Linked DNA regions of Mus musculus: all the other regions are linked to region 2. A link is a loop called in an ENCODE intact Hi-C map of the cell type or tissue named here. Cell type or tissue: heart. All regions are shown on one strand.

Region 1 (4,000 bases), 350 kb after region 2:
TGCCTGATGTGGATGGTGGAACCTGAACTTAGGTTCTCCGCAAAGGCAAAAAATGCTTAGTCCATGGGGCATCTCCCACCCCCCCATTTTAGTTTTAAAAATGAATTTAAACATACTTTCTAATATAATAAGTTTTTCAGAATACATTTGAAATTAAGTTGAAATATTAGTCTCTATTTTAAAACAACCTGTCACAAAGGTACAGGGACCCAAATTTTCAAAGTTAACTGCATCCACAATCATCACTCACCATGCTGCATCCACACTGAAAAGGCCTTACCTTTTAAAAGCTAGTTTAAAAAAACTACTTCATAGTATTAGTTACACCTACTTAATAGCTTTTGTAAAAGAACACCAAGAGTACGTGTATATTTTATATATACAAAGTTAAAAGGTTTGTCTATAAAAAGCAATTAGTACCTCAAAAATCTCTCATTAACCTGAACAAGTGGCTGGGAGAAAAGTAGGTAAAATATACAGAATCTCTTTTCGTTAACATCTCCACGTGTATGTCAAGACAAGAAAAATTGGATGTGTTTTACTTTACATGCTCTAGCGAAAATGCTTGAAGACATGAAGACTATTAATACTCATTAAAATATAAATTAACCTCGGAGGCCTGGAAGGTTATTTTTTAAACTACCTAATTTGTAGGGAAGTGGAGACTCTAGTTAGTGAGACCAAAATCAATGGCCCAACACCAAACCGGTAAAAATAAACCTAATTAGCCATTCATTTAACCAGGGAAATGCATTTATTGGCGATTGAGCATGATTAATAGTGCATACCTCTACCTGCGACCCTGGGCTGCTCCGAGCCTCGCTGCAAGACTGAGTCAATCCTGCTAACGAAACAAGAACTGAGACAAGAGTGCAGTGAGGAGGCGCCAGGTGAGCTCCCCAGCACAGCCAAGCCAGCACCGACCCTGCCGCAGAAAGAAGCCCAGGGCCCAGAGCATTCTAATTATGCCCAACGCACAGGTGGCTGACACCTTCGACTCCTGACTTCCTGCTGGGAAAAATTTCCAGGCCTTCTGTACACCTCTTTTGCCCTGGCACTCCACGCCACCCTCAACCCTCCCGGCCCACCCGACACACTCACTGGCCAATTTCTGTCGGGATTGGAGAGCTTAACGAAGAGCACGAGGCCGACATTGAAGTAATTACTTCAGTAATTCCGCTGGCCCGGGGGGCAGCGGCAGAAGCACCGAGTTAGTGCTTAGTCGACACAGGTAAAAAGGAGTCATTTTTTTAAAAAATGGTGAACTTGGACAGGCTTCTGGTATTACTTTTCTCCTCTCCCCTAGAGTTCTTGCCCAACAGCTCCCTAGGGATAGGCAGGAGGTTGGGGTAGGTTAAAGATCGATTGTGGCGGGCTCGCCCGGCTATTAAAACAAAACAAAAAAAACAAAACCTGAAAAGGAAAAAAAGAGGGCGGCCCTAGCCCGACCCGTCCCAAACCAGCCCCAAGCTTCACTTCTCCCTCCGCCAACTTTCCCCCTCCCCCAAATCCGCGGGTCTCAGGAGGGAGGGAAAGGGGGTGCATCCACGGTATCCGACACCCCGCTCTGGCGAACTTACCCCCGACACGCGGCCTAGAGGATGCGTACCTTAAAGTAGATCTCGTCCACCACCTCGTGGTAGGTCTTGAGCTCGTAGAGCTGCACTTTGAAGTAAGGCGACGACAGGATGTTGGTGAGGATCATGGGGTTGAGGTTCATGGTCTTCTCGTTGCCCCACAGCGGCAGCACATTGCCCTGCTTGCCCGACACCGCCGGCTTGGTGGCGCCGCCGCCGCCGCCACATTGCTGCTGCTGCTGGGTCACGGCCGCGGCCGCCTGGTGCTGCGGTTGCGAGTTGCCGGTCAGCGCGGGGCTGTTGTTGGCCATGGTGCCGCGGCAGGAAGGAAGGAGGGCGGGCGGGAGGAGGGAGGCCAAGCTCGATCGCGCTCTTCGGGACAACGGTCCCGGACCTACTCCATGGAAGGCCGTCGGGGCAAGGAGCCCGCCGCGTTGTGCCCCAGCCGAGCGGGAAACTGCAACTGGGACGCCGACACACGGGAGCCCGGGCCCGAGACGGACGCCAAAAACGAGGCGGGGAGAACTCCGGACGCAAAGCAGAACGGGCAGCAGAGGAGCTCGATCTCTTCCGCCAACTGCCCCTGGGAACAAGATGGCGGGGCCAGCGGAAGTGACGCCATACGCCCGGGCGTTCGAGCTAAGGCCGTGGCCAATCAGAGCCGCCCGTGTGTGCAGGCTATTCCTCTTCCTGGTTGCGCGAGGTCGTTGCGTGTTGGCTCGGCTCCGGTGGTCTGTGTGCCGGGCTGGTGGCTTCCTCCTGGGACTTTGGCCCAGGGGGAAGGGGGTCTGGACACAGTTGCTATGTTTTAGAGTTTGCATCCGTTGCTTGATTTTTCTCGAGGCAGGAAGAGGGTCTCGTGACACTTGTGTTCTGGACGGATGCGTGACTGCTCCTGCGGAGCGGTCGAAGTCTCATGAGTTAATTTTGTTAGATTCTCCAGAAAGGACTAGAGTCAGGGAATTGACTCCGATAGAGTCCTTGAGGCTTTCGCAGAGGTAATAGTGTCCTACCGGAAGTCGTAGACGGCCCCAAATTTTTTTTCTCCTAAGATTAGGATAATATTTTAACTGGGTTGTGAGCTTTAAAGAAAGTACTCTCAACTGGGTGTGGTGGCGCCCGCTTTATTTCCAGTGCTGGGGAGGAAGGGGCAGACGGGTCTGTGATTCTGAAGCCAAGTTCCATAGACATCCAATCTCAAAATAACAAAAAACATAAAATCTGCTACCCTACGTGGAGTGCTTCCATTGACTCACCTTTTTTTTTTTTTTTTTTTTTTTTTTAATTTTCAATTAGGGTCTCACACTATAGCTGAGGCTAGCATGTAGCTCAGGCTGGCCTCAAACACAAGACAATCTTTACGCCACAGCCTTCGAGATACTGGGATTTTGGGTCCTGAGCTACCACATGTAGTGAGATGCTAGTTCTATGGTACCGCTGCACTGGGCTAGGCCTTAGAAAAGGGAGTGAGGAATGGAGATGGAGAAAAGGTGGGAAAGTAATCAGGGTATCTGTTCTCAAAGGTACTAATAATTTAAGATTAATAGTGTTTGAGAGTTAAGAGGCTGCTGGAGCCTTTGACCATCATCTACTATTTACCATCTAATAAGCCTGATTTGAGCAAAGAATGGCTTAAGCATAGAAAGCAAAATCAGGCTTAGAGATGGAAAATAGCACAGTTGGCAAGAAGCTGGGAGCTGTGCTTCGTGGGGAGTAGTGGCAATAAAATGTCTGTAATGTGTGGATGAAACATTAGGAACTTAATGCTTACCAAAGGCTACCCCACATCCTTATAGTGTGTGTGTATTTAAATCAGGCTAGGTTGGTTTTGATGGCTACGTCTGAAAGGAAATTTACATTCCAGAGACTGAGGCAGAACAATCAAGAGGCCAAGACTAGACTGGTATAATAATCTGACTTAAAAAAAAATCAGGCTATTGGTGTAGTTTAATGGTAGACGAGGTGCCTAGCTAGCATGGGCAACGTTGGTTTAATCCCAACAGAAACGTGTTTTCCTGTGCTCATTCATGGATATGAGCATTAGGGGCTGAGGATGTTCCTCAAAGGTAGAGACTTCATTAGCAAGCAAGAGTTTCAGCCCTATCACTGGAAAAAAGAAAAATAGTTCATATGCATAATTTTAAATATGACCTTGACGTCTACTTTGTATTGCTTGCATTATTTCTGGCTTCAGTCCATTCTTCAGCAATGGCCAGAATAATTCCATTAGTGCTCCTCTGCTCCTGAATGCCATGAGGTGAGCAGCCTGCCGTGCGAATCGCCAAACTCCAATCGTTGGTCGCATACTGTCGTCCTTTCCTGGAAACTTTTGGGTTCGGAAGTTTCCGAGCAGATCTTAGTTTCAGCAGCACATACAGAGACTGAAACGGGAGACTGAGGGGGGGGGGGGGGCACTGGGGGGG
Region 2 (4,000 bases):
CTTTAGTCAAACGAATGAAGGCTTTTTTTGGTGTCTTTTAAATTAACAAAATAAACAAACAAACAAAAAACTTTGGGGGTTGTCTACAATCACCTCCCCCGCAAACGGTGGGATTTGATACCATTACTAAGTCCTTTCAACCAGCTTACTGTCAGAAAGTATGAGACCTTAGGGAACTGGATAACAGCTTCTCTCCCCTGGGGACTAACAACATAATTCTATAGTGAACGACCTCCCCAGCGGCCAGAACCAACTTCTAGGAAAGAAAAGAGAGTAAAGGGTGATAACGAAAAGTCAGGTGTGGCACTAGGGTACCTTGATGGGCTTGAGAAAAGAGAAACTGCAAGGAGCATCCCAGACAGGAGTTAGGGGCTCCCCAAGGTCCAGGGGGGCCGGGCTGGGAGGGGGCGGGGGGAACGGCCACGTCAGTCTAGCCCCGCCCGCCACGTTTGGTCCCAGTCCTCTACCGCCACCCTCCGCTCGGGCCCCCAGCTCTCACCGTTCGTCATGGCGGTAGTGCCCGGCTGGGGTGAGGGGTCCGGGTTCAGCTGTGGCGGCTGCAAATGCGGGGGAACCCGGCTCCCACTTGACACTTCCCGATCCGGGCCGTGGTGACGGGGAACGAGCCGTAGTACGCAAGCGCGAGAGCCGAGCGAGAGAAACGCCGAACTCAATCAGGCATAATTAGCTGATCGTCGAGCCAAAGCCTCGCCCTGCCTGCGTAGCGTCTGCGTCCCTACGTAGTGGGAGGAGAGCGTGTTGGGCGAGGCTTCCTTTGTGGTCATGGCAACCGGAAGTCCGCCTGCTTGCTCCTGTCTAATTAGACCGACTGGACCCAGACAGTGTGTTTGAAAAATAAAGGCTGTAGGGATTGCTCTGTGACACATGTTCAGTGTGCCAGAACATGTCGTTCCCCGTTGTATCTACTTGAGAACAAAACTTAGGGTTCCAGTGATTCATGACCAAGAAACAAAAGAAAGCCATCCCGTTTCCTCCAACTTATTTAGGTGACAACTGGTAGTGAAATCAGGTACAGTTCCAAGAGAAAACACTTGGGAACCAGGCTATAATGCGAAGCAATTGCACGTAAGGTGGCGCACGTGTGTATACTACAGCAGGGTCACTGTATCTTACCATACCAAGCTGAAAACGTCACCACTGTCAGGATAGTTGGACCGTTCTTGGGGACACGGCTTGTTTGTTTTGTTTTGTTTTGTTTGTTTGTTTTGCTTCTATGCTCTGCAGCAGTAATATGTGCTGTAATATCTGAAACCCGACGAGAGTTTGAGTGCTGAGGGGGATACCACAGTAGTTGCTCGGACTCCTGGGACAGCCCTTGTTAGGTGGCTTCTTGCGGAAATCTAGCCAAGCTGCCTCTGACTTTCGTAAACGGAATAAGAAACTATAACAAAAGCCACATGCTTCCGATCCTAAAGCTTTCGGTTGTCAGAAGCATTCAGACAGCTTCCTGTTTGTTAGAATGACTTTCTTTTCCTTAAATTACCAGGATAGTTTCCTTTATCTGCAGAGTTTAAGTCATGCTGGCCTCACCTCTTCAGAAATGTACCCTGGCTTCTCTGAAGATGTTTTGACTAGATGATGACAGTCTAATGGTGGGCTGGCGTGCAGGGAACAAAGCTTTAGGTTCTGCTTTGTAAACTGGGACCTTCAATTATAGACAGCTGGGTCTGCTTTTCTAGAGTCTGACTGAAAGTGCTGCACTCAGAAACCTAAGAATTCTGTCCATTCCTGCTACAGTGCCATCTGCTGGCTGTGAACCGCCTGGTTACCTAGAACAAAACTGTCAGAAGACTTGGAATGGACAGTCAAGAGGAGGAAACCACTAGTAGAGTAGCCACAGTGTTTGATGTAGGAAAGAGTACTTGAGCCGGGCAGTGATGGCACACGCCTTTAATCCCAGCACTTGGGAGGCAGAGGCAGGCGGATTTCTGAGTTCGAGGCCAGCCTGGTCTACAGAGTGAGTTCCAGGACAGCTAGGGCTATACAGAGAAACCCTGTCTTGAAAAACCAGAAGAAGAAAAAAAAGAGTCATTGAAAAAAATATACTCAAATTAAGAAATTACAGCATCAAAAACCAAAAGATATATAGAAAAACCCTAACATAATCACTAATATAATCACTTGGATTACATATGTGTGTATACACACAGGACATTCCACAAAGCAAGACAGGACTGCAGAGATGGCTTAGTGGTTGACAGCATTTGCTTCTCTTGTTAAGACCTTCGTTAGGTTTCCAGCATCCAAGTGATGGCTCACAACGATATGTTCCTCTGGTTCCAGGAGATCCTGTTGTAGAAATAATAATAAAAATTGTTCCTCACACTTAGAGATGAAGGCAAAGATCTGTACTAAAGTGCCTGGCTGACTGTGGTTAATGCCTAAATTAGAGTCAGCCTTGACAGGATTGTACTAACTGGTAGCTTCAGTATGCTTGGCCCAGGGAGTGGCACTATTAGGAGGTGTGGCCTTGTTGGAGGAAGTGTGTTACTGTAGGGTGGGCTTTTAGACCCTTTCTCCTGGCTGTAGTCAGATCAAGATACAGAGCCCTCAGCTCCTCCAGAGCCATGCCTGCCTGGACAACTGCCATGCTTCCAACCATGATGATAGTGGACTGAACCTCTGAACCTCTAAGCCAGCACCTTTGTAAGAGTTGCCTTGGCCGTGGTGTCTCTTCACAGCAATGGAAACTCTAAGACACTAACTCATATACACATTGGCTTATACACTTCACAAGCATGCATTTCACAAACACTGTCATCTTGGGTCCCAGTCCCAAAGTACACTTCAATCAATTCTGTCTAATGGCAGATATGATCTAATGTGTGCTGGTCATTCCTGATGAATAAACATTTATATCCTAGCATCCAAAACTTCATTTATCTAACAGAGCTGGTTAGCATGCTACTTACCTTTAATTATTTTGGAGGCAAAAGTAGCTAAATTCTACTTGTGTGAAGGAAATCTATCATTAAGTCCTCTATAACATTAATTTTATTACTTTGAGTTTCTTCTACATGGGCCCCACACTGCTGTTCTGGACTCTGTGGGCACACAAGCAGGCTTGTGGTACACAAATATACACACAGACAAACCACTCACACATACATAAAAATAAAACAGGCTGAGCTGGGGGAATGTCAAGTTGGAAACCAACTTGGGTGGGTGGGTGGGTGAGTGAGTGAGTGAGTTTCAGATCAGCCTTTGCCATGTAGTGAGACTTCATTTCAATAAAACAAGGGCCAGAGATGTGGCTCAGCCATAGAACACATGCCTAATGGGTTCAAAGTTCTGCGTTCAATCCTCAGTAGTGTCAAAGAAAAGAAAGGCATTCCTCCCATTCTTAGAAGTTATTTCTCGCTTTTTCTTAATACATCTGTAAACAAAATCCATTTTTCTCATTGCTAACTCCATTGGTAACCCATTCTGCTCCACGGCTTGCAAATATCACTTTTCTTTTGCATTTCTTTATTCTGTGTGTTTTTCTGTGTGTACGTGTGTGTGTGTGTACATGTAGAGATAAGAAGACGGCTCAAAGAAGTGAGTTTTCTCCTTCTACCACGAGGGGCCTGGGGACCAAACTCACGTTGTTAGGTTTAGAAGCAAGCCTCCTTCCCTTCTGAGCCATTTTACTAGCCACATTGGTCTCTTTGATAGAAAATTTGTAATTTGATATCCTATTTAGCATGAAAGATTTATATATTCTAAAAACTATGTTCAATAAAAATATTTTGGGAAAGTACTACTGTTGAGTTTGCTGGAAGCCTTGTCTCTTGCCAGAGATGGGCGTTAATCCAGGAGTTAAGGTGCCAGGAGCTCAGTGGATCAGTGGCTTCAGGCTGTTCTCTCTTGAATTTGAAAAAAGAAACTCATAGCCCACAGAGAGTGAGTTTAAAAGTTTTATCAGAGGAAGCTTAAGAGAAAGAAGGCAGAGCTCCTGGACAGCAGGGCCAAACACCAAGAAGTGGGGTACCTGCCA
Region 3 (4,000 bases), 160 kb before region 2:
AAGACCTACCAAAGGAGCCTTTGGGGCAGGGGGCAGCAGCAGGTAGCCCGAACCGCGTGCGGGGCCACCAGATCCCAGCCTCTATGGCCCGTGGGCAGCTGTCGTAATTCACTATGGAGAAGAGCACATGGTCACCTATAAGCAGTTCCGTCCAGGCCCCAAAACCTTCCTTCCACGTCCCCGACCGACCCACAACCAGCCTCATTTCTAGCCTCTGCAATGTAAGCTCTTAGCATACGGTGAGGAGGGAGCCTACCTGCCCCAAGAGTCCTACCTTCACAGCCATTGGTGGTGACCTCAGCAAAAGGGTTGTCACAGCGGTCACACTGACGCCCAATGACTCCAGGCTTGCACGGACACTGGCCGTCCTCGGGGTCACAGACTCGGGACAAAGAACCAGTGGGGTAACAGTCACACAAGAGACAAGTGGGGCTGCCGGGGGGCCGGTAGTGATTCTCCTAGGAGGGAAGATGTGGGGGGAGGTCACTGGATCAAGATGTCATCCTGGATGCTGGTGGAGGCTTCAAGCTGCGGCCTCCCTAGAGACAGTCTCCCCTGCCCTGGGTCCTCATGGGAATGTGACTTAACATTCTCAAGAGCTACCCATGACCTGGAGTTGAACTCATCAATGAGAAACCAAGCATTCAGAATAGGCTGCAGCCAGCCAGCCTGTAGGGCTAGTCCAGAGATCCCTGCCTCAATACTGGTCCTGGATCCCCCTGCATCTGGATATAAGGGCAAACGACCTCTTGCCATGCCTAATATGGCAAAGGCACGGGGTGCTCCGCTCTCCGGAGGAAGGCCCGGATCCTCTACTCCTCTTCTTTCCCCGGCGGGGGCAGGCCAGAAGCTACAGGGCAGGGTGCCACAGTGGGGGCTCACTCGGGACTCTCACCTTGCAGTGGCACTCCCCACTTGTCTTGTTGCAATCTGGGTCAAAGCCTTTGCTGACATCACAGTTGCATGGACCACATGTGGGGTGTCCCCACCAGCCACGGGGGCAAGGTTGGTCAATCCTGCAGAAAGACACCCAGACAGGCTTGAGCCCCCTCTGCCACTACATCTCCTCCCACTTGGTTCAACCACAGGTGGTCCTTTCAGCCTCGGCTGCAGCTCAGCTAGACTCTCAGGGCTCAGAGTGACAGCAGAGATAAGCCCTGACCCACCTACCTGGTCTCACAATATGGCCCAAGGTAATTTGGTAAACACTCGCAGATGTAGCCGTGGGGTGTATTGGGTTTTCGGGTACACACGGACTGGTGCTCGCATGGGTTCAGGTCACACACATTTGTACAGTTGTCACCATAGTAACCTGGACAAGAAGGACCAAAAAGTTTCAGGGCCAACCCTCTACTGGCATTCTCTTCTGTCCATCTCCTCTTATCTACTTCCACTCTAAGCATTGCACCAGGCAGCCATAACCCTGTAGGAGATGACGGCTCAGAGAAGAAGTGACTGGCCACATATTAGAGATGGAGTGTGACCCGTGGCACTGGCCCCGTCCCCCGTCCCTCTCCCTCCCCGCATCCTCAGCATACCTAGAACACAGCTACAAGAATAGCTGTCCCAGTCATTGCTGCAGTAGCTGTTGGTAGGGCATGGATTCGAGTCACAGGGATCTGGCCAGCTACAGCCTGGCTCCACATTGATGCTCTCCCCGCGGCTGGGATCTAGACTGCTGATACCCTCAGGTGTCTCGCTTACCCTGACACCCTGGAGGGATAAGAGCAGCATTAGCCTTCAGTGGAACAGGGCTCCAGGTAGGAATGGGAGGTCAGGGGAGGAGACTCACCTGCAAACAGCCCCGGAAGCCACGGGCCACTCCGCTGGCTGGCCCAGGAACTCCCCCGACTGTAATATTGCTCAGGTGCAGTCCATGCAGCCGAGGGCCCAGATTACCCTCTGCCTTCTGTTGCCCATAGTCAAAGGACAGAATGGCATGGCCAGGGCCCCCGCTGGCTCCCAGTGCCAGCTGTGCATGATGCCAGTCACCATCATTGGCTCGGCCTGGCTCAAGACGCAGAGATGACGCCTGGAGCCCTGTGCCCTCCACACTTAGCACTACGTGGCCTGCCCGAAGCTGTACAAGAGGGGGAAAAATCAGCAGACCACCTCAATCAATGGGTTCTTCCATTCTGCCTGGTTGAGGGCAGAGGAGGCTGCTTATTTCCCTTAAACCCAGTAGGTGGCAGCACTGACCCACGGAATGGGCCCAGCCAGCTCTTCGCTTCTGCCAAACCCTGCCCAGCCACCTGGGTCCAACCCCCTGAAGGCTCCTACAACGCTAGCCAAGCCGGGGCTTGCCACACTCCCACGTGCCCTGCATCACCTGCAGGGTGATGGTGCTGCGCCCCCTGGTGACGGCCTGCAGCAGGACGCCATCTGCCTGGCGTGTGCGGAACATGAGGCTGAGGTGCCAGGGCTGAGAGATGGGCAGAGAGAGGCCATGCCAGGCCACAAGGCTGCTGCCCAGGAAACGCTGGGGGTTGGCCATTTCTGGGAAGGCAGATGAAAAGTGACTCAAGGGCAGAGCAGTGGAGTCGGAAGCGGGGCAGCTCTATGAGAGCTGGACCCTTGCCTCCCCTCACACCCAATCCTCTCAGTGCCCCGCCCTCCAGAGCATTTACCTGTCCCGGGCCGGCCCTACATTGTGCCCAGGGCCTGCCTGTCTCTGACTAGGCCCTTTGTCTCCTGCCTAGCTTCTCACTCTGCCCAGACACGCTTTTCCACCCACAGCCCAGCTTGCAGAACCCTGCCCAGAGCCTGCCCCAAGCCCTGCCTGTGATCCCAGACAAACTGACAGCACCCAGGCCCCAACCTGTGGCAGGTGCCACTCCTACCCTGGGCGCAGCTCTTGCCCCCGAAGCCTAGTGGACACTCGCAGCTGAACGCATTCCACTGGTTCACACAGGTGCCACCGTTGTGGCAAATGCTGCTGTCGCACACGATCTTCTTGGTGGGGCAGCCTGGAAGGAAGAGAAAGGGACTCAGGGACCAACAGCAGAGACTGGAAGACCACACAGGCTGGTCAGGTCACGCACAGCCGAGCCTCTTGGCAGTTGGCTCCCAGCCTTGCCCCTACCCCGGGTCCTCATACCAGGCACAGTGCCATTGTTGGCAATGAAGTCGGCCATGTCGATGTGCCGGCTATCCACCTGGAGGTCCTTCATGCAGCCCACAAAGTGCCGCATTCGGACGGGGAAGCTCTCGGGCAGATCCGGCACCCCACCCAGCAACAAGGGCCCTGTCAGGTCCAGAGACCTGGGGGACGAAAGCGTGAAGACACAGGGGTTTAAGTTTATGGTTTTTCTCTTACCCCGTACCCTGTCACTAGGCCCAAGAAAGGGAGCACTTGGACCAAGGCTGAGGAGCCCTTTTAGAACAATGCCCAGGAAGTAGAGGCACTGCAGTATATACAAATGTGCTCTCAGCCCATACCCTTCCCTCACCATCCGCCAAGACCTGACTCTAACTCTCCAACATTGCCAGTGTCAGGAAGGGGCGCATCTGACTGGCTCCCGCTCTGGAGCCCCTTCCCTTCGGCCCGTACTACCCTCTCCCTAGCTCCTGCCCCCCTCACCCCCTCGCTCCTGCCCCCACCTTCCCCGCTTACTTCTTGCTGCCTCCTTGGGTGCCCTGGGCAGCACAGGAGTAGTTGCCCAGCATAGCTCCAAAGCGCAGAGCCACCCCTGTGTCACAGCCATCCACGGACACCACGGCTACCTTCTGCTCAGATGGACCTTGGGGAAGCCCTGTCTGACCCAACAGTGGCTGTGGACAGAGAAGGGAGGCAGTAGACAACCCGGCATAGGGCTGCACCTCTCCATGCACACACACCCACAGACGAGGACCGCCCAGAGGGATGGAGGTGCCCTGCACAGCACATCCCCATCCCCCTCCCAGGCACAAGAGCTGTGAGCAGCCTCCCTCACCACTCACAATATCAACCGGGGCTGGAAAAACGCATGCATCAAGACCTGGACCCTCTAATTCCTCCGTC
Region 4 (4,000 bases), 350 kb before region 2:
CTTTGGCATCTTCAAAGTCTCCTTGATCAGCTACGCAAGCCCCTCCCCTTCTTAGGGGGGCTTTGTCCAGGGGTTGCCCTTGTACCTCAGTTTCTGGGTTAATGACAAAAACATCTTAGCTGTGCAAAGCAGCTCTTTCCCCATCCCCCTACCTCACTCCTCGCCCCCCTCCTCTAAGCCCCCTCCCTGTCCCTTGGGGTGGGGGTGGGGGGATCAATTCTGAGTCACCAAATCTGAGTCCATTTCCAGTTCTCAGTGCACCTAGACCCAGCGAGGGCCCCATCTTAGCCCACTCAGCATGGGGGCAGTCCAAGGGTGGCCTGTATGCCCATCTAGGATGACTCTCTAATGCTCACTAACAGAGTGGCCCCTTTCTAGGATGAGAAGATTATTGGCAATCATAATACCCAGATGTAAGTGGTAGTGGGTTAGGCATGCAAAAGATAAGGGGCAGCTCCCACTCTTTTAAGTCCCTTAAATTCAAGTGTGGGGAATGACAGAACAGAGCTGTAAGTCAGAGGTCTCAAAAGAGAACAAGTGGCATTAGAGACCGCTCCATGAGATCTCCTCCTCCACCTCTTCTCACTTGCAAACTTCTTCAGGGGTGTGATGCTTGTTGTCACCCCGAAAGGCCACGAGGCCAGGTGCTCCCTGGGGCCCAGGAGACAAAGATCAGAAGGGGCTGCAGGCCTGCTCACCAAAGACACTCAAGGGCCTACAGAAAATAGGGGTCAAGGAAGAGAGCCAAGGGGCAGGACAAGAGGCCCAGGAAAGGATGGAGGCTTGGAGTCATGTATGGATGGACTGATAGAGGGAGGTCGGGAGGATGGATGGATGGATGGATGGAGGATGGATGAACTAAAGCAGAGGGGGCGGGGGTTCGGGAAAACTGAGCAGACAGGGAGACGTTGAAAGAAGCTAAGGTGCGGGGCAAAAGGCGAAGAATCAAGTGGGTGGGGAGGGGGGCACAGAAGTGGGGTGCGTGGGAAACACGTGGAGAGGACTGTTGCAGATGGGTAGAGCCGGAGCAGGTGCAGAACCGAAAAAAGCTGGAGGACGGCTCACGAGAAGAAAGATAAAGGCAAGTAAAGTGGGGGGCAGGTACTGTACACCCGCAGAGACAGAGGTGGGCAGGGTGGGCTGCGAGCGATACGCCGGCGCTAGGACCCGGAGGCGCGAAGGTGTCTGAGCAGGCGGGCACTAGGACCCGGCGGGTCCTTTGTTTGGGGGGCCGGGGAGCCGGACGGCGGCTCTAGTCGGCGGCTCCCCTCAGCTGGAGGGGGCCCTGGGGGGGAGGGGAGATAGTGATGGGGTCCCCGGATTCTAATGTGTCTGTACTCACCGTCTGCCGCAGGCAGGTCGGCCCGCTCCACCCACGAGCTCCAGCTCTGTCCCGCGAAGTCATCGAGACTCGGCACTCGCCGCTCCAGAGCGGCCATTGCTGCCACCGCGCGTTCACGCACCGCCATCACCGCCGCGGACGCGCGCCCGCCCTGGCGCCGCCGCCGCGCGGCCCCCTCCCCCCACCCTCCGACCGGGGGCACGCCTCCCTCTCCCCCTACCTTGCCAGTTCACTCTCTGCGCAAGCGCAGCTCGTGCCTCCTGCCACTACCTCACTCTCAACACAGCTTTCTGGGAAGTGTAGTTGCGGAGGGGTGGCGATGCTTACGGAGCTAGCCGAGGGATCCCTTCCGAAATGCACAATCGCACGCGGGGAAGGAGAGATCAAAGCCTCGGGATATCCTCTTTCAACCCCTCCGTACACGTCCTTTGTGCCACTAGTTCACTCTCCCAAACTTACTGCGCATACCCGAGCCCCAAACCTCTTTCTGCCCAAGATACTCTTCTAAAGCCGTGCATCCGCCAGCTGGCTGGCGCCCCTTCCTGGGCTGGCGGCCACGAAGCGCCTCTGCACCCCTGTAGATCGAATAGGGTAGGTGCAAGGAGGTGGGCGCAGTGAATCAGAAGGGCAAGGGGAGGGAGTGTGCAGGACGTGCTGAAGGACACAGGGCTTGGGGTGGGGGAGGGCCACAGCTCCTGTGCTGTTCCTCTATGGGAAACGCACGCTGCCTTGATGCAGAACGGAGGTTTGGAGTACTGTGTCTTAGGTTTGGGAGGACCTGGCTGAGCTTGCTAAGATCACCTGTCAGTATGACAGAAGGCTATCGCCGATCCAGAACCAGCCCCAGAACTAGGGTAGCCCCAAGGCTGCTGGTGTTTGCAGTGTCTCTGCTGATCGTCTCTCTCCTCCTGGGAACTACAATCGATAACCTGCACCGCCTCTTCCCAAATCCTGGCTGGACCCTGACTCCATTCATCATTTTGGCTTCTTTTTCTAGTGAATCTTTTCACCGCTGGAAAAGCTGCTATTGAAGCCTTGGCATAGGGAGGTTTCTCATATCTATCTTTTCTTTTCTTTCTTTCTTTCTTTCTTTCTTTCTTTCTTTCTTTCTTTCTTTCTTTTTTTCTGCTAAGGTCCAGAAAGTACCTTAATCACCCACCTTCTCAGCTGATAATATTTCTTCCCACCCTCACAGAAGAGACAAAAATCTACCTTCATCTCCGTCCCCATTCTCATTGGAAATTAAATATTAATCCTCTTTTTCTTTGACTACCTCACCCATCACGCCATATTGCATCCCTTTGCCTAAAATGAAGCCAAGTTTGGGAGCAATTAAGTCAAGGTCTGTGACTTTCTGCCTCCCATATAAGAGCAGTTTAACTACATAAAGAATAACATCTGAGGGCAGAAGTTCTAAACCTAAGACCCACCCAGAGGTGGTCCCTAAGAGGCCCAGAAACCTGATGAGACTAAATGTAAAACTGTGCCCAAGTACATTTTTCTAGAGAATGTAAATGTGACATGTGACTGTCTGAGGAGATGGATAGGTGTGAGTTTGTGCAGCGTGAACACTACAGTGAGAAGAGGGAAGCATATGGCCCTCGATTTGTCCTTTGGGTCACAGATGGTAGGAGAGCAAACGGAGGCAGCATTGTGGAAGCCACTGTCTTTTGCCTTTTGAGTTTGGTCCAAGTTTGCTAATGAGTCTTGGTTTCTTTGGAGTAATTGGGTGCCGCCAAAAGAGTCGATGTCACTAGACTGGGGCTTGCCAGAAGCAATTGCCTAGCCAGCAGACTCTGTTGCCTGGGGTTCAGAGTTGCAAGGAGAGGAGTGTCTTGGTAGAAATGCTGAAATTTGTCCAAGAACATAGAGCGAGGGAAAAGGAGAAGGGGAAAAAAATCCCCAGAAGTCCTCTGGTCTTGGCTTCTTCTTGGCAAATGTTCGCAGCACTGTTTATTCAAATGTGTAGTAACAAGCACCACAGAACAACATGCAACATTCTCCCCACATCCTCGATCTGCAATCCCAGAAATAGGAGGCCCATGGTCAGGATGTTGAAGGGGACTCATGTCTAAGAAAGGTCCTGGATAGGCGTCTCCACATGGTAAAGTCTACCAGGGCAAAGGGCAAGTTCCCTGCTTGTTGGCCTCCTGCAATAGCTAGAGAAACCAGACACCTCTCCCGCTTCAGGCCTGACTAGGCAAAGTGGTGGTGCCAGCCCTGGTTGGAGAGGACACGAGTCTCATGAGGACAGAGCTGCCCTTGGCACTTACTGCTGCCCAGCCCCCTGGAGGTAATGAGGTGAACTGGTCTTTCCTCTTCCGGCGGCCATGGAAAGACCATAGCCTAAATCAAGACTCTCTTGGCCATAGCCAGACTCTTGCCAGGAAGAGCCTTTTCAACCCTAGAGCGAGCCCTGGAGTACGAATGCTCGGTGGGAGTGGATAACTCCTACTCTAAAGTAGTTGATGGGCCAGTTGCTAACTTGGGCCCCAAATGAGAACACTTTATCCGTCACAGTTCAAATAAATTATAAATATAGACGCAGAATCCAAACACAGTTTGAGTCGAAGCTGCTCCCAGATCCCCACAGGGACTTGTTTGAAGAAAAATGGTCACTCTTTTGTTCTTTGTACCTCTGGAGCTGGAGGCAAAACT
Region 5 (4,000 bases), 280 kb before region 2:
CATCATCTATAACTCCAGTGGCAGGGATGCACTCTCTCCTGGCCTCCTCAGACACCAGGCATACACCTGCTATGTAGACATGAAGACAATATCCACAGGAGTTTTAAAAATTAAAAATTGTTTTAAATTAGCAAAAACCTGTTGGGACTTGATCTCAAGATTTTCAAGGTTTCAGATCACCAAGTCTTGAGTAACCAGCAAGTCTCAACAGCAATTTGAGATGTGGTTTGCATTGGCTGAAGCATGGCTAGTCCTCTAGTCAATTGCGGTTCATTTGATGGCTTAGGAATTATTTGCTGGGCTTTGTGTAATCTTTCATTAGGAAATTGTACTCTGATACTAAATAGTAGTAATATGGTAGCTGATTTCATACAAAATTCAGTGTAGTGAAAAGTAGCGTGTGCTGAAACACATTTGAAAACATCAGTTCAGCAAAGGAAGAAGTTTTGCCCACACATACAATGAAAGCAACTTGGGTTTATTTTCAACATTCTGCAGATTTCTACTGATGTTAATCCTGTTATGATGTTAATCCTGTATCATGTGAGATTTAGCCCCTGGAATCTTGTATCAACTTAGTCATTGTCTTACGGTTTCACTGCTGTAAAGAGACACTATGACCAAGGCAACTCTTATAAGGACATTTAATCAGGGTTGACTTATAGGTTCAGAGGTTCGAGCATGGCAGCATCCAGACAGGCATGGTGCAGGAGGCCTTTATCTGAAGGCCACTAGAGAAGACTGACTTCAAGGCAGCTAGGATGAGGTCTTAAAGCCTACACCCACAATGACACACTCCAAGGCCACATCTCCTAACAGTGCCACTCTCTGGCCCAAGCATATTCTAACCACCAGTCATTTAAGAATTTTATTGGGAAGCTGTCATAGCTGTGAAAGGTCATCTGTAGTCTCCCACAGTCTAAGAAAAGTACCTCTAGTGGGAAAAAGAGGCAATCATCTCTAATGTGTATGAGTGAGTGTGTGTGTGTGTGTGTGCGCGCGCGCACGCACATGTACCCAAGTATATATGAGGAGCCTGAGGAGGTCAGAAGAATGCATTGGATCCCCTGGAACTGGAGTTACAGGTGGTTGTGAGCTGCCACGTGGGTGCTGGGATCTAAACCCAGGTATCCTGTAAGCTCTTAACTGCTGAGCCGTTGCTCCAGGTCCAGTACTGCTTTTAACACTATAGATTAATGCAGATGTGGAAAAGAATACGTTGCTTTGAAGAGGTGTGTCACTCAAGAATATACAGAGAAAAAAGCGAAGGGAAAACATAGTGTAGCCCTCCAGCTTACAGTCCCTCCTATTGCTAAGGCAGGATGTCTGTATAACTGAGAACAGTAAGTATCATTATCTGCTATAATTACAATGTGAATAATTCAAAGAGATGGTTACTTTTCTTTAAATGTTGTGTTCAAGAAATGATCTTACATACAAAAAGGTATAGCTTTGTGATAATTACTTCATATTGATATTTTTGCTTGGGAGGCTGGTGAAGGAGGATCAAAGACTCTAAGCCACCCTGGGCTACAAAAAAAGACTCCCCAGTTCAACAAACTGACAAAATCTAAACGTTAATGGAACTAAATAGCTAAAAGATGTATCTGGTAGTTTCTCCAGCAGGTAGCACTGTTGAGTTAGCTTTCTTCTTTCCCCATAGTAAGACAATAGACCATTCATCTTTGTCACCCAAACAAAGAAATATTCCTTTGTAGCCCCCTTTTTCCCCTCCGTAACTGGTCACATGCTACTGTAACTGACTGCCTTGTGATCTAATCCATACTTGACACGAATTAAAAATAAGTTGTGCTTAAAAATAAATAATGTGGCGTTTATATTTCTGGAAAGAAAACACACTCATCAGTTTTTATCTTGTTCAGTGGCTCAGAAACTGGAGGGCTTTTCTGTTGATTTGCCATCCTGTTCCGCTTTCCAGAGCTTCACAGCTCCCTTCTTACTGTGGTTTTGGGGAGAGGAAAAACTCCCGAGTACGTAAATAGTTTTGTTTGTACTATTCCGTGTGCATACTCGGGTAGGCCTGCCGTTTGAGTTTACTGTTAAAGTTAAAAGTAACTTCCAATGGCTTCCACTCTGGTATAACATTTTGCATACTTTGTATCTTTTTATCTGGCTTCCTGAGTTCCGACTGAACAACTTGAAATGTTGGGAAGAGGTGGAGTGAAGTTAAGGATTTAGAACTGGTTTTACCAGCACTGCATGTTCTAAAAGTTGTGTGAGCAGCTTCTGCGGTGTAGGGAACAGTGGGGAGGTTATTTGCTGGAGGTGGGTATTCATTTAGGAGGCATCATATTCAGTGAGGGAATTGGTGTGATGCACTTACTGCAGGGCTAAGGGTGCTTTAGGTAACTAAAATCAGAATGTGACTGTACTAAAATGATAATATATAAAGTGGGCTTTAGGCAATTCTCTTCCCGTATACCTACACTTGGTGGCAAAGCTACCTACATTTCCAAGTCCGCAGAAGCCAAAAAGTACTTTCGCCTCTTGACTACCTCCCTGCAGATGAGGAAGGTGACTGAGGCCAAACATGTTGGAAAGACTTCTGCGGCTTCCATGAGACACGGGTGTAATGATGTTCATCTGCCCCATAGGATTTTCGCATTCACCTTCTTGGCTCCTTCAGCAGACAATGGGCGAGCCAGCGAGCCGGGGTTAAAATCCTAATGTACCAGTTTATGTCGGAGCCCCTTTTCCAACTGAGAGTAGTAGTTCAGGGATTCCCTGGCTTTCCCAGGCGCGGTTTCCACCGAAGGAAATTTTTAGGAGCGTTTGGAGGGGGGTTGGGAGGAGGGTGGAGAAGGCGGCAACGTGACCCAACCCTAACCCGAGGGTCTCCGGAAGCGCCGCCAACCTGCAGGCTGAGCGGGGAGGGGAGAGGGGTAACCCCTAGGCCAACTCCGGGAGCCCAGCCCGCAGACGCCGAGCGACGGTGGAGAATGACCTCAGCCGTCCCTGCCACGTTCCAGCCAATCAGTCCCGCATCTTGGCATCCGAATCCAGGACCCCCGAAGCCGGAGGCGACGCGAGCCAATGAGGAGTGGGCCGGGAAAGAAGGACAGGCGGCCAGCCTATTGGGGAGGAGAGGCCCGGCTGCGCGTATCCAAGCAGCGCGGGGCCGAGCTCGGGGGTGTGGCGCAGCGCCGGCGGGGGTGGGCGGGCGCGCCGGGTGGCAGGTGTCAGCGGCGTCTGCATTCGGCAGCGATGGAGCGGCCCCGGGGAGCTGCGGACGGCCTTTTGCGCTGGCCCCTCGGCCTCCTCCTGCTCCTTCAACTGCTGCCTCCTGCCGCCGTCGGCCAGGACCGGCTGGACGCGCCGCCGCCGCCCGCGCCTCCTCTGCTGCGCTGGGCCGGTCCGGTCGGGGTGAGCTGGGGGCTGCGCGCCGCCGCGCCCGGGGGCCCCGTCCCCCGCGCTGGCCGTTGGCGCCGCGGCGCGCCCGCCGAGGACCAAGACTGCGGCCGCCTCCCGGACTTCATCGCCAAGCTGACCAACAATACGCACCAGGTGAGCGCGCGAGGCCCGGGCGCCCGCCCCGGTTGGGTCGCCCCTCCGGGCCCGCGGCCCCAGGCGGCCGCTCCGCTCCCATTGCACGCTTCGAGGCTAGCGCGAGACCCCGGTTGCGGAGGGCGGCGAGGCGCGGGGGCGGCGGGGGCCGGGGTGGCTGCGGCCCGTGGGGCTGTGTGTCGTCATAGCCGAGGCAATCCGAGACTTTGACTCGCTGCATTCTTTGCTTCTGCTTCTTAAGTTGTCAGAATCTCCCGGTCATCCCCCCCCCCCCCCAACCCCCACCCCGAATATAGAACGCCGGGTCCACCAACGCTGGTACCTACCAGGAAGCTGGAGGCATAATTACCCCTTGAGTGATCGCAGAAGTTGGACAGCCCAGAAGCAGAGGTGTGCCCTCCCTGGGTCGGTACTTTTGAGGTTGACGTCCAGAAATCCCACAGCAGTTGTTAGGTCATGGCTTGTGTTTCCATAG
Region 6 (4,000 bases), 120 kb before region 2:
CAGGCGTGGAGGCAGATCTGGACCCCCAGCTGAGAGGAGAGGACTACTTGGGCCCACTGAGTTCTACACTAGCCTGGACAAAATTGCCAGGCCTCATCTTGAAAACAAACGCTCACTTTTTAAAGTTGTCCTTTAATGCCTGTCTATACTATTGATCCCTAAAGAACCTACCAATATCTCTTCAGGTAAGGGTCAAAATTTCCTATATGTGCACATTCTATGCAAGAGACCACTAACATATTTAAAATCACATTAGTCAGAATAGATAGGTACAGAAATCTTGCTATTTCTGATTATGATTCAAGGCAAGGTGCTCGGAACCAAGGTGTTTTGTTTTTGAGGCAGGGTCTGCTGGCCTTGAAATGCATATCCTCCTGCCTCCGACTACCTTGTGTTAGGATAATATGTGAATGCCACCAAGTCCATCTCAGAGTATCTCCTTCCAAGAGAGGCTCTCACTATGTAGCACTGACTGGCCTGAAACTCACTATGTAGACCAGGCTAGTCTCAATCTCGGACATCTATCTCTTTCTGACCCCTAGAGTCCTGGGATTAAAGGCAGGTACCCCCCAAATATTCTTTATCTTAAACAAAAAAGGGGAGTTCAGTTTAGACCAATTCAAAACTTTTGGTCCAAGTGTAAACTCTGACAAATTACCCTATTAGAGTACCTGAGACATACAGAACAGGTACACAACTGTCAGCTAAGCAAATATGTTTTGATACCAAAGAAGCTTTTTAACAGTAAAATCATGTCCACAAAACACCCCTATGGGTATGGTGGCACACACCCTTGATCACTCTCGAAGCAGAGGCAAGTGGATCTCTGAGTTCAAGGCCAGCCTGGTCTACAGAGCAAGTTCCAGGATAGCCAGGGCTACAGAGAGAAAGAAATCCTGTTTATTTTGGAGGGTGGGAGTAGGAGGGAGACACTCTTGGATCGTGGGATTGCCTTAGCAGTGCTCTTATAAACCAGGTTCTCAGCTGGTTGCAGACCTATTGCATCAGACTACCCGAGTCACATGCCACTGACAACATCCGGTCTGCCAGGTGATCACTTGGGAGGCAGAGGATTCTAGAGCTTCTTTTAATTTCCTGAATGACGATGGGTCACTTCTACGCTGCCAACGTCTTTTCCAGAAAACTACCACAAATCACAACCATCCTCAGTAATTACAAGCTTTTTCTTGCCTTACAGCACCCCTCCGTCCTATCTGATCTAGCACGGAAAAGCCTGATTCTTAAAGGTATGCCTTCAGGGTTGGAGAAGTGGCCACCCCAAATTTCAGGGTCACTGCATTTAGTCAAGAGTAGCCTCCAAAGTCCCCAGATGGTTCGACTGGGGTGGAGTAATCCTAGGGTGCTGCAGAAGTCACTCAGTCTGAGAGAGCAGCCTTTGATCCCTGCAAAACCCGGAGGACTACGCTGGGTTTGCTAAAGACGAATAAAACACTGAGAATGACCAAAATGTATAGAAAATTAATTCCCAGCCCGCCCCCCAAGTAAAACTCCAGCTCTGGCTTGCTGTAGCTACGCAAGGGCCTGACAGCTCTCCCTGCGCGTGCGTGCGTGCAGCTCCTTCCTAAAGCACTGGCGGCAGTCAGCATAGAGCACGCGCGGGGAGGGACCCAGGCCGCGGGAGCTGCAGGGAGAGGGGGACAAGCCCGGTTCCCAGCTTGTTCTACGGACAAGCCGGTAGAGCCGGCCAGTCGCGGGAGCATCTGACAAAAGCTGTAAGCTGTGACCTCTGAAGCCATGAGGGATTCAAGGGATACTGCGAGCTCCTGGTACTTACATCGTCGCCACTCACTGTCTGCTTTCACCAGCTGGTCCACCAGCCCCGGGTCCTTGAAGCGCTTCTCCTGCGTCTCTCGAATGAGGGCTGGGTCCCCTCCTTTATCCACCCGAAACAAATCCAGGTCCAGCACCATCCTTCTACCTCACCAGTTAACACTAAGAGAGGACTGTAAGCGGCGGGTGGACGATGCACTGCGCCTGCGCGCTGACCTGGTCTCACTGCGCAGGCACCCGGCAGCCCGGGAGGGGGCGGCGCCTAGCTCGCCGGAAGCCGCAGTGTTAGGCAGGGTCCAGAGGGAGTGGTGAGAAGTGAAAAGGGCGTGGTAGCCTTATGCGGGTTGTTTCTCTGCTGAACTCCTTACTGAAAGGCCTTCTGATCGCCCCCCACTGAAATCGTGAATGCCTCAGGTTCCTCTGGTTGAAGGGAGTATCTCGGTGTGGACCGAAGCTGACTTGGAAGACAATGCACTTTGCAGATGCCAGTTTTCCTCTATCTTGATTACAGAGCACACACCCAGTTACCTACCCTCAAGATTCTCGAGCCCTGGGGCTTTTTGTTTTGATACAGGGTCTCACAGTGTAGCTCTGACTAGCAACTATGTAAACCTGGCCAGCCTCAAACAAAATGTTGGGATTAAAGATGTGTGCCATTTCATCCTTTATTTTTCTTTTTATACTAGCCCTACCCCCTTCCTCCCGCAACAAACCTTTGCCAAGCCCCCCTGAGATAAAAGGACAAGGTTAGAGACCCTGATGGACTTAATAAACAGAGACACTGGAGGGAGGCTAGGAGGCAGGATAATCTGAGCTTGTCCCCTCCCGGTCTCCTGCAGCTTTGGCTACAGTTTTGTGTTGAAAACCAGGGGAAGAAGGGTTGGGTGTCAGAAGACAGTCCATGAGATGAGCACACCTCTCTTCTCACATATCCCTCACCCAAATCCAATAGACCTTTGCAAGAAGTTGTAGCTTATATTTACGATTGAAACTATTCTATGTTTATGTAATTTGAGCATTGCCAGGCTATTCTATCAACACGTTCAAGTTATTCTTTTTGTCTGTTTGTTTGTTTTGTTTGTTGAGATAGAATCTATAGGCCTGGCTGTCCTGGAGCTCACTATGTAGACCAGGCTGGCTTCAGACAGAGATGCCTGCCTCTTCCTGGGGAGTCTCTGGTATCAAAGGGGTGTGCCACCAAGCCCAACCTACACACACCTGTTACTCTTAAAGTGAGAAGACCTCATTTGAAATTACCTCTCTTGGCCAGATGTGGTAGTGCATGTCCATGTGCATCCCTTGTGAGTGGGAGCAGCGGGTGCATGAGTTCAGGGCCAGCATGTCTCCAAAAAACCCAAACCTAGTCAGGCTTAGTAGTAGGTGCCTTTTATATCACATCGGAGGTAGAGAGCTCTGTAAAGTCAAGGCCAGCCTGTTCTAAATACCGAACTCCAAGCCAGCCAGAGCTGTGTAGTGAGAATCTGTCTCAAAAACCAAACACACATACAACCAAACCAAAAACCTACTGCTCTCACACAGTAGAAAACATTAACTAACACGGAACCCACAAACCTGCTCTCCCCTTCCTGTGTCTTCTCCTAAAAAGAACACTTTCCTGAGTATCTAGCAATCGGACGGCTGGAAAATGGAAAGCAGCCAAGAGAAGTTATAATAATAAATGTTAAGGATAGAGAGCTGCAGTCTTTGCAGAAAATACTTGAAGACTGTCATCAAAGTGTTGGGGGTCACTGAACCCCTGAGAGGGTAAGATCCGTGTAATCTAAGGTATGAAAACAATGGCAGGTGCTTTGAGAGGTGGGGCCTAAGGAGTGCATCAGTCCTTTATAGTGTAATTCCAGAAATCACTTTGAAATTCTGGCCTCTCAAAAACAAACAAAACAAACTCCAGGGTTTTTTTTTTCTATTAGTTTTATTATTGTTTATAAATACCTCTCTTTGGGCTGGAGAGATGGCTCAGCAGATAAGACCGATGGCTTCTCTTTTAGAGGACCAAGGTTCAATTCCCAGCACCCAGGTGGCAGCTCACAACTCTGTGTTACTCCAGTTCCGGTGGATCTGGCACCCTCAAACAGACGTGCATGCAGACAAACCCCACCAGTGCATATGAAATAAAAATAAATTATTTACTGGGCAGTGATGGCTTACTAATTTAATCCCAGTACTGGGGAGGCAGAGATAGGCAGATCTC
Region 7 (4,000 bases), 90 kb after region 2:
ACTAAGACACAGAGGTAGGAAGGCCCACCTTAACTGTGGGCAGCCTCACCCCATGGACTGGTGTACTGGACTGGCTACAAGGGAGAGAGCAAGTGGAGCACTAGCATTCCTTTGTCACTCTACTTTCGGATCAAGAACCTAATGTGACTAGCTGTGTCACATTCCTGCTTCATGACTTCCAGTCTTCCCCTGAACTCTGAACTCAAATAAGCCCCTCTCCCCTAAGATGCTTGTGTCAGAGCTTCTGATCACAGCAACAGGAAAATAACCAATAAAGATGGATAAAGGAGTTTGGTGGCCCCAAATCCCTATATCCAAGGATAACCTTAACTTCATAATCTCTCCTCCTTATCCATGCTCATGTGTAAGCATCCATAATTAAACCTATTGAGTCACACAAATAAAATGTGACTGTACAAGAACTGATGTGGAAAGTGGGTCAGGAGGAGGGGGAAGGGGACAAAAGAGGGTTATAATAAGTGGGTTTGATCAAAATACATTATAAACATGAAAATACGATGAAACCATTATCTATAATTAATGCATGCTATTAAAAAGAAGAGTGGAGACTCAGCTAATATAAGTTTAATTAGGGTTGGTTACGTGAGCAAAGGTGAAAGGTTATTTACAGTATAGATTGGCAACTTAATTAGTTGCTATACCATTGAAGAAAATACCTCCTCTCCTCAAGCAATCATTAACTGCCCATAGCCCTGTTCCATGTTCACATGTCATGTTCACAACGTCAAGACAGATACTGCCTTGTAACAGTTCTTAGCTACTAGTGAGTTCATGTCGTGCCAGGGAGACAAGAGTCCACAACACGCCTACCTTTCTACCCTTCCTCTGGCTCTCAGATTCTACCATTACCACCCCCACCCCCCAACCCACCAAATGATGTTCTTTGAGTTTTGGAAGGAGCAAGTTAGATGTTTCATTTAGGGCTGAGCATTCAAGCCACTTATTCTCAGCACTTTGAGCAGTTATGAGTCTCTGTATTAAGCACTACTACTGCAAAATGAAGCTTCTTTGCCCAAAGCTGAAGGCAGTACTAATGTTTGGGTAAACATAAATATTTGGAAGGCTGCTTGATATGTATGATACATTTAGTCAGCAAAAGAACAGTAGCTTCCCCCCTAGGGCATTGACCTCCCAGACGCAGATTTGATCAGGTCTACTGTGCCGGACATGAATCCCCTCCTATGGAGTGGGCCTCAAATCAAGCTGGAAAGAAGATGGCTACCCACTTAACAGTTTGCCACTATTGCAAATGTGGGTACATCTTGCCTGGGAGGGCAGCCGGGTAACATACAAGGTCACAGCAGGGCAAGACTGCTGGTGACTTCTTCCATAAGGCATCCTTATGTTATGAAAGCTAACCTTCCAGAGTAAGCATTCAGTCCAGTTCCATCTTGACTTCTGTACACACATGGTTGCTACAGCAGTAGGATCTTATCATCTACATCTGAAAGGCTACCAGCCACAGTAGCAATGGGGCTGGAGAAGTGGCTTAGCTGTTAAAAGAACTCAAGTTCGGTTTCCAGCAACCGAGTTTTGTGGCTCAAGATCACCGATAACTCTGCATCTCAGGTACCTGATGCTCTGCTGGCAACTGCAGCTCTGACCTCTGCTGGCAACTGCATTCATATGCAGAAACACAATCAGAATTAAAAAGAAAATACGTGTTGGTGCCACAATTATCTGGGACTTCCTATCTAGGGGGATCCAACCCCCTCTTCTGACCCCTGTATGTACTAGACACGCACGTGGAACACATACTATATGAAGCAAAGCACTCATACATATGAAATAAATCTAAAACGACTACAAATCTTAAAAAGTTGTAAATGATGTATGTATACCCAAGAATACCAAATTAAATACTAACAGTGTCTCATTGCCAGTTAGTTTTTGTATTCATTTCTGGGGTGGGGTTCCTCTTTGGACACTTTGGAAACTGCAAAGCCAGAAGTTGAAGATAAACACAAAACAAACCTTACGTCCAAACTCCCATTTGCCTCCCTCACTATATATAGTACTAGTTAACCATTATCTTCCACTTAGAAAGTTATGTTCGAAGTAGATCTCTCTCTCTATCTCTCTCTCTCTCCTTCTCTCCCTCCCTCCCCCCTCTTTCTTTCTCTCTCTCTCTCTCTCTCTCTCTCTCTCTTTTTCTTTCTTTCTTTCTTTCTTTCTTTCTTTCTTTCTTTCTTTCTTTCTTTCTTTCTTTCTTTCTTTCTTTCTTTCTTTCTTTCTTTCTTTTCTTTCCTTATTTACTTATTACTTATTTACTTATTTAGACGTACTTGGCTCCTTTAGCCACGACCGTCTGAACTGAACTGGTGGTTGGGTAATTGAAAAGCCCTTACTTCAGAGCAGAGGAGCGCGGCCTGGTCCCGCCCCCGCCTCCGCCCCCGCGGCGCAGCCAATCAGCAACGCGCGCGGGAAGGCCGCACAGCTGCGGGCCGAGCGAGTCGATGAGTCCGCTCGGGACTCCAGTCCGAGTGCACCGTGTTTGAGGTAGGCGGCTCGGCGTCTTCCGCGGCCGGGCTGGCCCGGGTCCCTCTGAAAGAGCAGGCAGGACCCTCGACGTGAGTGGGCGCTCTTCGGTGTGTCGGGGCGGCCCGCGGGTCTGCGTGGGAGGCGGCGCGGCAGCGTGAGAGGTGCCGGGGCCTGGGCCCGTGGCGATTCCCTGTTCCGTCTTACGCGGGTAGACAGCGCCCGCCAGTCATTCCCCTTGTCTCGGCTAACCCTGCGAATATACCGAGCGGCCCACCCTGGGGCAAGAGCATCCTTGCTTGTGTTATCTGAAACCTTGGCAGAATCTGCAACAAATACTGACGGCCAAAAAATTATATATATATATTGGATTTGTTGGAGTAATGGTATGAAACTCCAAATTTAATTTGAGTATATTAAGTTAGTTGATGCTGTAAGTCTGTGGGTTTATAATTAGGTGCAAAACGTCAGGTTTTCTCCATGATACTGATTATAAAAGTGCTCTTCTCAGCGTTGTCTGGGCACATATTGGAAATGAAAATTGTCTGGTGGGCGGTGGGCACCCTTTAATCCCAGCACTCCGGAGGCAAAGGCAGGCGGATCTCTGAGTTCGAGGCCTGCCTGGTCTACAGCGTTTCCAGGATACACCGAGAAACCTCGTTTCGAAAAACAAACAAACAAACAAACAGAAAAAAACAACCTCAATTGCCAGGAAAGGACAAGAACACGCGTGAGCTAAATAGCGACTTCCCGCTTCTAAGATAACCGAGAATTTGACTTCCCTTAACCCGGTTAGTCCTGCTTGGCTGGTTGGTTAGACCTCTGATTCTTTGAAATCAGTGACTTTCTTGAGGGTTTCCATTTCGTGGCTGTCAATCAGCCTGCACATCTTAAGAGCTAAGCCAGAGGCCGCCCCTGTGAGAAGCCCCTTTTCTGGTTTTCCCACCTGTGTGATAAGACCCAGCAGAGTTTCCTCACCCGCTTTTGAACCCTAACCTCCAAGGAACCTCTCAGAGCTCAGAGGCCATGGGCATGTTACCCGTTTTTTCTGGGATTGAGACAGTGGTGCCCTTTCCAAGAGTTTTTGTAAGGATTAAAGGAGCATATGTTTCAGTAACAAAATGTCCTCTATTATTGTATGAGTATGTTTTTTTATATACTATTATTGTGCGCACTGGAGTACATGTGTTGTAGTTGAGGCAATGAGAAAATGATACAAACTAACTGGTGTCCACCGACAAGTCATAGAGTAACGCAGGTTTTTTTCATAAACTGAGGCAACATAGGAAGATTTTTGTGATGTTTTTGTTTTTCCGAGTCAGTCTATGTAGCACTGGCTGGCCCTATCTCAGAGACTTGTCTTTAAAATAAGCTCGAAGCAGGTCCAGATTGCAACTTTGGAGGAAGTGTGGGATCAGTTCTAAGTGTTGTTGTTTTCAAAGAGTTCTAGTCTTAGATGACCACCGGCCTCTGACAGGAGGGATTGAATTTCCAATTGATT

Evidence for each region. Peaks named below come from ENCODE experiments on the same cell type or tissue, not always from the same donor. Only the 100,000 strongest peaks of a DNase experiment are listed, where the experiment ranks them.
Region 1: it touches region 2 in a loop (2.3-fold over the local background); 4 of 42 quality-filtered maps call a loop at or near these places.
Region 3: it touches region 2 in a loop (10-fold over the local background); 22 of 42 quality-filtered maps call a loop at or near these places.
Region 4: a loop joins it to region 2, with 4 times the contacts of the local background. A loop is called at or near these places in 4 of 42 quality-filtered maps.
Region 5: a loop joins it to region 2, with 2.2 times the contacts of the local background. A loop is called at or near these places in 7 of 42 quality-filtered maps.
Region 6: it touches region 2 in a loop (4-fold over the local background); 7 of 42 quality-filtered maps call a loop at or near these places.
Region 7: a loop joins it to region 2, with 6 times the contacts of the local background. A loop is called at or near these places in 9 of 42 quality-filtered maps.

What each region holds. Positions count from the first base shown.
Region 1 is chr3:108,909,555-108,913,554 of GRCm38, forward strand. Prpf38b (PRP38 pre-mRNA processing factor 38 (yeast) domain containing B) reads right to left here and starts at 2,175. Exons shown (of 6, transcript NM_025845.3): 1 at 1,610-2,175. The coding sequence starts at 1,888. In heart, a CTCF peak has its summit at 1,672; DNase peaks (open chromatin) are centred at 1,637 and 2,227; H3K4me3 peaks cover 3,314 bases; H3K27ac peaks cover 2,320 bases.
Region 2 is chr3:108,561,772-108,565,771 of GRCm38, forward strand. It overlaps Tmem167b (transmembrane protein 167B), which reads right to left and starts at 695. Exons shown (of 3, transcript NM_026198.2): 1 at 500-695. The coding sequence starts at 509. In heart, CTCF peaks have their summits at 502 and 1,765 (motif pointing left); DNase peaks (open chromatin) are centred at 700, 1,340 and 1,780; H3K4me3 peaks cover 1,871 bases; H3K27ac peaks cover 1,705 bases.
Region 3 is chr3:108,399,608-108,403,607 of GRCm38, forward strand. Celsr2 (cadherin, EGF LAG seven-pass G-type receptor 2) reads right to left here. Exons shown (of 34, transcript NM_017392.4): 6 at 3,614-3,771; 7 at 3,098-3,261; 8 at 2,841-2,966; 9 at 2,330-2,496; 10 at 1,793-2,080; 11 at 1,539-1,713; 12 at 1,171-1,312; 13 at 896-1,016; 14 at 275-458; 15 at 10-111. Among named protein-coding and RNA genes, the nearest start is that of Celsr2, 14 kb to the right of the region's middle. In heart, a CTCF peak has its summit at 2,302; a DNase peak (open chromatin) is centred at 2,294; H3K4me3 peaks cover 569 bases; H3K27ac peaks cover 573 bases; H3K27me3 peaks cover 1,537 bases.
Region 4 is chr3:108,209,003-108,213,002 of GRCm38, forward strand. Atxn7l2 (ataxin 7-like 2) reads right to left here and starts at 1,525. Exons shown (of 11, transcript NM_001289545.1): 1 at 1,343-1,525. The coding sequence starts at 1,469. Sypl2 (synaptophysin-like 2) reads right to left here. Exons shown (of 6, transcript NM_008596.1): 6 at 3,264-4,000. In heart, CTCF peaks have their summits at 1,890, 2,089 and 3,660; DNase peaks (open chromatin) are centred at 1,329, 1,549 and 3,579; H3K4me3 peaks cover 2,470 bases; H3K27ac peaks cover 2,551 bases; H3K27me3 peaks cover 347 bases.
Region 5 is chr3:108,280,916-108,284,915 of GRCm38, forward strand. It overlaps Sort1 (sortilin 1), which reads left to right and starts at 3,149. Exons shown (of 20, transcript NM_019972.3): 1 at 3,149-3,525. The coding sequence starts at 3,226. In heart, a CTCF peak has its summit at 1,624 (motif pointing right); a DNase peak (open chromatin) is centred at 3,066; H3K4me3 peaks cover 1,868 bases; H3K27ac peaks cover 2,320 bases.
Region 6 is chr3:108,443,202-108,447,201 of GRCm38, forward strand. Sars (seryl-aminoacyl-tRNA synthetase) reads right to left here and starts at 2,058. Exons shown (of 11, transcript NM_001204979.1): 1 at 1,796-2,058. The coding sequence starts at 1,931. In heart, CTCF peaks have their summits at 2,040 (motif pointing right) and 3,044; DNase peaks (open chromatin) are centred at 1,030, 1,610 and 2,050; H3K4me3 peaks cover 2,597 bases; H3K27ac peaks cover 1,906 bases.
Region 7 is chr3:108,651,461-108,655,460 of GRCm38, forward strand. It overlaps Clcc1 (chloride channel CLIC-like 1), which reads left to right and starts at 2,453. Exons shown (of 12, transcript NM_145543.2): 1 at 2,453-2,520. In heart, a CTCF peak has its summit at 1,638 (motif pointing left); a DNase peak (open chromatin) is centred at 2,441; H3K4me3 peaks cover 2,147 bases; H3K27ac peaks cover 984 bases.